Regions from separate parts of the Homo sapiens genome. Here region 1 is linked to region 2. Evidence: read pairs that join two places in POLR2A ChIA-PET (ENCODE). Cell type or tissue: endothelial cell of umbilical vein. All regions are shown on one strand.

The links. ChIA-PET counts read pairs that join two places held together with the same protein. Peaks named below come from ENCODE experiments on the same cell type or tissue, not always from the same donor. Only the 100,000 strongest peaks of a DNase experiment are listed, where the experiment ranks them.
Region 1: POLR2A ChIA-PET joins it to region 2 with 7 read pairs; 2 of 35 experiments call an interaction of 5 or more read pairs at or near these places.

Annotation. Positions count from the first base shown.
Region 1 is chr13:71,410,789-71,414,788 of GRCh38, forward strand. No RefSeq gene overlaps it. Among named protein-coding and RNA genes, the nearest start is that of LINC00348, 400 kb to the left of the region's middle. In endothelial cell of umbilical vein, no CTCF peak of the experiment used is centred here; no DNase peak of the experiment used is centred here.
Region 2 is chr13:71,623,956-71,627,955 of GRCh38, forward strand. All of the region lies in intron 3 of DACH1 (dachshund family transcription factor 1), which reads right to left. Among named protein-coding and RNA genes, the nearest start is that of DACH1, 240 kb to the right of the region's middle. In endothelial cell of umbilical vein, no CTCF peak of the experiment used is centred here; DNase peaks (open chromatin) are centred at 876, 1,406 and 1,936; H3K27ac peaks cover 3,190 bases.

The DNA of each region.
Region 1 (4,000 bases), 210 kb before region 2:
CCTTTGTTACAAGACACAATGATTCTCTTTAGGAATCCACCGCCATTAGAAATTCAATTATATCTGACTATATATTTGCAGGATTTAACTGTAAAAACCAGGGATAGAAACATTGAAAATTTTACAAGTACCTCTATTTGATTAAATTTCAATCATGTGCATGAACTTTCAAATATGCCTAATTCTAACAAAGCTTAGCTCGCTCAATAGTAAACATAAACTGTAGTTTCTGCACACAGTTGCATTAACAATATCAGCATTTTAATAGCCAAAACAATTTGAGTACTTACACTGGGCCCTAAAAGTATGACACGAATGTACACAAAAATCCTCCTTCCCAATATTTCCACTTCTTAATATTGCTCCTTAACCACAGCTGCCTTTTTATCTTCCCTCATTGCAAACTAACAAAACTCTCCCCATAACTGTGCTAGCATTAGTTGTATTATGTTTTTCCCTCCTACACTTTGTGGCTCAGTTAATTATACATCAGTTAACTTCTCCTTCCCCTTTCATTCTCATTCCCCTTTGTCCTCTTTTTTCTCCTTCTTCTTCCTGTTTGCTTCACTTTGTTCATTTTTCTCCCACATTTATTTTTTTCATTATTTCAGATTCTATATATAAAGACTATATACATATTTTACAAGTATGCTATTTCAAAGTTGCATAATTCAAATTTGCATCAAAGTCTCTGATGCTGTAAACTATAAATATGGGTGGAAGGGATTCAACTCCTCATAATATAGTTCATTTTTTAATTTTTTATTTTTAAAAATGTTTTGATACATTATATTTGTACGTATTTATGAGGTACATGTGAAATTTCGTTATAGGCATAGAATGTGTAGCAATCAAGTAAAGGTATTTAGGGTATCCATCACCCAAATATCCATCATTTTCTGTATGTTGGTTATATTTCAAGTCCCCTATTCTAGCTATTTTAAAGTACACTACATTATTATTAACTCTAGTCACCCTACCCTTCTATCAAAGATTAGTTTAACATTCTTTCCAACTGTATGTGCAAGCAAACTCTCTCCATGCCACTTCCTCCCACCCATACACCCTTCCCAGGCCTTGGTAAATGCATTAAACTCTCTACCTCCATGTGGTCAACTTATTCAGCTTCCATATGTCAGTGATAAGATTTATCTTTCTATGCGTGGTATATTTCTCTTAAGCTAATGACCCCTAGTTCCATCCAGGTTGCTGCAAATAACATTATTTCATTCTTTTGGTGGCTGAATAGTATTCCATTATGTATATGTAGCACATTTTCTTTATCATCTGTTGATGGACACTTAGATTTATTCTACATCTTGCTATTGCATACTAGAATGCTGCAATAAACATGGTAATGCATGTATCCCTCTGATAGTTTTATTTCTTTTTCTTTGGATAAATATCCAGTAGTGGGATTGCTGGATAGGATGGTAGTCCTATTTTTAGTTTTCTAAGATATCTCTGTACTGTTTTCCACGGTAGCTATCCTAGTTTACATTCCCACCAACAGTGTATGAGTTCCCTTTAATTCATATCCTTGCCATCATCTTTTTTTTTTTTTTATTTAAATAGCAACCATTCTAACTGGGGTAAGATAATGTTCCATTGTGGTTTTGATTTGCATTTCCTTGATGAATAGTGATGTTGAGCATTTTTTCTTATAGCTGCTGGCCATTTGTGTATATTCTTTCGAGAAATGTGTTTTTATGTTCTTTGCCAATTTTTTAATGGTGTTATTTGTTTCTTTCCTGTTGAGTTGTCTGATTTTCTTGTATATTCTGGGTGTTAGTCCCCTGTTGGATAAGTAGTTTGCAAATATTATCTCCTATTCAAGAGATTGTCTGTTTACTCTATTGATTGTTTATTTTGCTATACAGAGGCTTTTTAGTTTAATATAGTCCAATTTGTATATTTCAGGTTTTGTTGCCTGTGGTTTTGAGATCTAACCACAAAATCTTGCCTAGATCAATATCCTGAAAAATTTTACTTATGTTTTCTTCTGGTAGTTTTATAGTTTCGGGTCTTACATTTGTCTGTAATCTATCTTGAATTAAATTTTTTATATGGTGAGAGGTAGGGGTTCACTTTTATTATTTTATGTATGATTATGTAGTTTTTCCAGCTTCATTTATTGAACAAGGTGTCTTTTCCCCAGTGTATGCTCTTGACAGATTTCTTGAAGATCAGTTCGTTGTAAATATGAAAATTTATGGCCAGGCGTGGTGGCTCACGCCTGTGTTCCCAGGACTTTGGGAGGCAGAGACAGGTTTATCACAAGGTCAGGAGTTCAAGACCAGCCTGGCCAAGATGGTGAAATCCCGTCTCTACTAAAAAAGCAAAAATTAGCCAGGTGTGGTGGCAGGCACCTGTAATCCCAGCTACTCAGGAAGCTGAGGCAGAGAATTGCTTGAACCCGGGAGGTGCAGTTTGCAGTGAGCTGAGAATGCCCCACTGCACGAGTGAGACTCCGTCTAAAAAAAAAAAAAAAAAAAAAAAAAAAAGAAAAGAAAATTCATGTCTCGGTTTTCTATTCTGTTTAATTGGTCTATGAGTCTGTTCTTATACCAATACCACGTTGTTTTGATTACTACATATTTTGAAATAATATATTTTGAAGTTTGGTAGTATAATGCCTCGAGCTTTGTTCTTTTTGCTCAGGATTGTATTGAATAGCCTGTCTATTTTTGTAGTCCATATTGATTTTAAGACCTTTTTTATTTCTGTGGAAAATGACATTCATAGTTTGATATGGATTGCCTTGAATCTGACTTTTGAGTACAAAATCACTTTAATACTATTAATTCTTCCAATCCATGGTGATAGAATGTCTTTGCATTTGTTTGTGTTCTATTTAATTTCCTTCATTAGTGTTATATGGTTTTCCTTGTAGAGATCTTTTGCTTTTTTGGTTAAATTTATTATTAGGTGTTCTATTTTTAGTAGCTATTGACAATGGGATTGCATTCTTGATTTCTTTTTGGCTATTTCATTATTAGTGTGTAAAAATGCTACTAATTTTTGTATGTTGATCTTGTATCCTACAACTTTACTAAATTTGTTTTCCAGCTTTAAGAGATTTCTGGTAGAGTCCTTCGGTTTTTCTAAATATAAGATTATGTCATTTGGAAAAAGGGACAATTTGATTTTTTCTTTCAACTTGGATGCCTTTTATTTCTTTCTTTTGCCCAATTGCTCTGGATAGGACTTTTAGTAATATGTTAAATGAAAGTAAGTATCCTTGCTTGCTCCAGTTCATAGGGAGAATGTTTTCAACTTTTCCCAATTCAGTGTGACGTTGGCTGTGGGTATGTCACACATGGCCTTTATTATGTTAAAGTATGTTTTCTCTATGCCTAGTATGTTGAGAGTTTTTATCATGAAGAGATGCTGAATTTTTCAAGTGCTTTTTCTGCTTATATTTAGATGATCTTGTATTTTTTATCATTCATTCTGTTTATATGAAGTATCATGTTTATTGATTTGAATATGTTGAAACAATCTTGCATCTCTGGTATAATTCCCACTTCATCATGGTGCAGTATCCTTTGGTGTGTTGTTGGATTCAGTTTGCTAGGATTTTGTTGAGGATATTTGTGTCTATGTTCATTGGGAGTATTGGCCCATATTTTTGTTGTTGTTGTGTCCTTGTCCAGCTTGGGTACCAGAGTAATGCTGGTTTTGTAGAACGAGTTAACAAGAATTCCATCTTCTTCCATTTTTTTGGAATAGTTTGAAGAAAATTGGTGTTAGTTCTTTATACATTTGGTAGAATTTGGCAGTGAGTCCATCTGGTCCTGAGCTTTTCATTCTTGGAAGACCCTTCATTACTGATTTAGTCATGCTACTCATTATTGTTTTATTCAGGCTTTCTATTTTTACTGGTTTAATCTTTGTACATTGTATGTTTCCAGGATATTATCCGTTTCCTCTAGGTTTTCAAGTTTGTGAGTTTATAGTTGTTTATAATAGTCTCTGATGATATTTTGTATTTCCTGAC
Region 2 (4,000 bases):
ATTAGACTCTAATTCAAAGCTGTTGAAAGTGAAGTGCACATACTGTTTTAATAACAACATTCCTAATCATTGTCAAACTGGTAATTCTCTATCTTGTTTAAAATACATAATGAAGAAAAATTGCCATAAATAGTAAATATTTAAAAATGCATTTAAATTGATGGAATAGTAGCTTAGTACATTTTTTGTCTTTTATTATTGGGGTAAGCAATTTTGTGTAAAAATTTCAGGATATGAAGATATCTTTTGCATAGGGGATGATATTAACCATATGGCCTATTCTTAATCAATTGAATTACAAACCATGGTGGTTCCTATACTTTTAAGAGATGCTTATGTGGTCTTCCATTAAAATATCCACTAATGGGACATTTGTGAAAAGATTTATATTTGAACATACTTTCTTGACCACATGTGAAGCTACAGAGAGCAAATTCATTAATTAAACTACTTATATATTAATTGACAGCTATCAGTTCTAAAATATTTCTCATTTCATGTGTCAGAATCTTTCTGGACTTTTAGGGTAGTCTTGTATATGCTCCACGTTTACAAGACTGGCTGTTAATATTGTTAAGTTTTACTCACCAGGCAGGAAGAAAGATCTTAAAAATCATTGTTAGGCAGAAAAACATTCTAGTTACCAAAACAAACAAACAAACAAACAAAAAAACTTTCTACATTTAATCTGTTAAACAATAGCAAATTTCTTGTGAATCAGTGATACTGTAATTGAACTGGAGACATTTTTAGAGCAAGCTTGCTTTGGCTTTTTCACCCTCCGATTTGGAATCTGCTCACAGTACTGCCAGCTTAACCAAAAAGGATTAACTCTCATATCCAACTGAGAACACAGATAATTCTCAGTAATTGGTAAAAAATGAAGATGAATGGGGCTGAGAGATAAGGAGCAATTAGCTCATCAGCAGTTACAGCTGTGCACTCAATCCGGCTCCATCTCTTGAGTCTCGGCCCCTTTTAAAGAACCTAAGCAGAATAAGCATAGGACACCCCCTCCCTGAAAAAATTGCTATACCTGCCCATCATTTCTCTAGTCTTCCATTTTATTTCCTTACTATACAAAGACACCTGTCATAGCATGCTATGTAAATTACTACCTCTCTCAGGACCTATGTCTAAAGCCAATCTTCTTTTTAAACTTTTTTTTTATAACAGAAACCAAATGACTACTGTAGACACTCTTAAATTCCCTGTCAATCGTTTCATTATAGCAGCATCATCTGTTTGAAAATATAAGCAATTCCCTCATCTAATTATAGGAAGGATTTGAGGTTCATTAACATTGCCAAGGCAGAGAATCCAATGTGCAATTGCAGAGCTCTGCTTGGTGGCCTGCGTTCTCAGTTTCCTTTTATTTGCTTTCTCAAGGTCTCCAAGAGTTTTTCCTGAAATCATAAAATTAATCTTTTCCTTCCAAATAGACACATGTGTTAGAAGAAAGGAAATGACTCCAGCATAAACTATTTTGTTTCTGCAGGAATGGTTAAAATTAAAGAAAGATAAGAGTAGGGTGAGCTGAAGAAGATAATTTTATCTCTTTAACTGCCTGGCTTTTTTTCCCTTCATATATTTGTTTTGTTTTATTGGTTGAGGAATAGAAGAACTAAGGAGTGATAAATACCCTTGAAGGTGACGGCTTTATTCTCAAACTCAAGTCCTTAATCTTACTTGAAACTTCTACATTCTTGTAACGATTACAAGTTTGAGAAAATGAAAAACAATCATATGTTTTGAGCATGTGAAATGTGTTCAGGTTTGTTGATCAGGGCATTAGTGTACCCTTGCCTATGTTCCACAATGTTCAGAAAGAGAAAATACTAAAGTCTTACAAGTACTTCCCTTCCTTAAAGAAATTACAGCAGTTAGAAGGTTATGACTATGGTTTAAACAATGAGATTTTCTTGGGACATCTGTTTTGAGATTACATTTTGAATAGATATGAACTCATTTCCTACTAAGCAAGCAATCTACTATTGTTGATAGCTGTTTACCAGTTCTATGAGTCAGATATTAGCTAGTGGCAAAGGTCCCTCTTAAATCCTCCAAGTATTTTTTAAACTGTATACATAGTGTTTTCCTTAAATAAAATGTTAAGAGAAGTAAAAATGCAGTCTTTTCCTGCCTCTTGGTAAATTATACTCCACAAAATGTTGCACTTGGGAATAATATTTAATGTATTTATCTTTAAAGAGTTACTTCCTTTGTTGTCATTAAGGAAGGGAGTAAGATACTAGGTTTAGCAAGTATTTAAATAACATAGAAACGATTAAGAGATGCTCACTATGTCAATATTTATATACTATTTAAAAACTAGAAGTAAAATTAAGTTTCCTTTATTTAGATTAAACTGATTGTGATTAATTTAGTATTCTCAAAAGTGTGCATAATGCCAAAAAAAGGATAAACAGATTAAAACATAGCTATAGACACTATCAAATTGACCTTGGGTTCACCGGTTTTAAATTCCGCCTTTGCATTATCCCAGTCCCAATTTCCAAGCAGCATTTTTTAAGCTGGTTATGTAGATCAGTCCTTAAAGCAAAAAAAATAGCAACTTATCTGGCCTGTATGTTGTGGATAGTGTTGCCACTAAAAAGAATCCAGGACATTTTTCCTTCTTATCTGCAATGTAGCTCATATCAGCCAACCTGTCACAAGATAGTACTTGATATAAACAAGAGATTGCAAAGACATCTCAGTAATCAATATCAGGATGGCTACAGTATGGAAACCCCAACCAGTGCATATCATCTGTCTCAGCATCTATTTCTATGGCCAAATGAAGCATTAATTCAAATCATAAATCTATGGTGATTTAAATCTGGGAATGAGCACCTGCCTGCTTTAATGATTTATTTTGTACATTTCAGTAAGCAGGAGATTTGTCCATATGAACTGACAGGTCACCTTCAGATGCCAAGAGCAGACTGTTTATCACCATGCAGACTAGCATCTCATCTTAGCAAGTAAATATTAAACTAAAAGAATCCAATTGATTGTGGATGAGGGAGAATGGCGACATGGCCATATATTTTACTCAGTGTGCTGATGCCTCACTCGGATCTATCCTCAGGTGCTCACTTCCTCCTAAAGTGATCATTTTGTTGGAAAGATATGAGCTCAAGGTTACCATGTAAAATTGGGATATAAAATAATTATTCACCATTGTCAAAGCTTTCTTTAAACATCTTTTTCTGGCTAATTTCTAAGGTTCCTATTATGAACCGGGAAGGGTTGTGTGATACAAATTTTTCCTGTCGTCTTACCCAGCAAATCAAACCAAACAAAGCAAAAACATAATCTGTTATCTGGGGCTTTAAGGATTCATTTACAATCAAGGAAAAAAACAACGCTCTTACAAAAAAAAAAAAAAAAAGCCTAAAATGTTTAACAGAACTTATGAGCTAGATGAGTGCAGGAGAAAACAAGAGCCTTGAATTGTCTTCAGAAATGTCACCGGATTTGGGCAAGACTGAGTAGCAACAATACATCATTTAAGTAGCACCCCTCTGAAGGGTTTCACTACTTCAAAGAGTCAACAGTTGATAGATTCATGAGAGCAGTCTGTATTCTAAAATATAGGCCTTGGAGATTCTTGGGATTCCTTCTAGAATTCATGTGCTTCAGCACCGCTTCCTAACCACTTCATGGTAATCGGTTCTCCTGGAGGATTCAGCACATCCTGTTATGACTGCCTGCTTACCTACCTATCTCATCCATAGACTGTATGCCCCTGAGTCCTGGGCCTGTGTTGTGATTATTTTTGTATTCCTAGAATGAGCTAATATTGAATGTCCTACAAAATCTCTAAGATGCAACAGCTGCCCTGAAATCTCCTCACAGGCCTGCAGCTTAGCAAGTAATAGCTACCAGAGACAATGGAAAAGCAGGTGGAAGCAGTTGATGGTGGTAAGAAAGGAAGAAGGTGATTTCCAGGAGGACAGATTTGAAGAAATCATAATAATAATAGCAAAAGCAA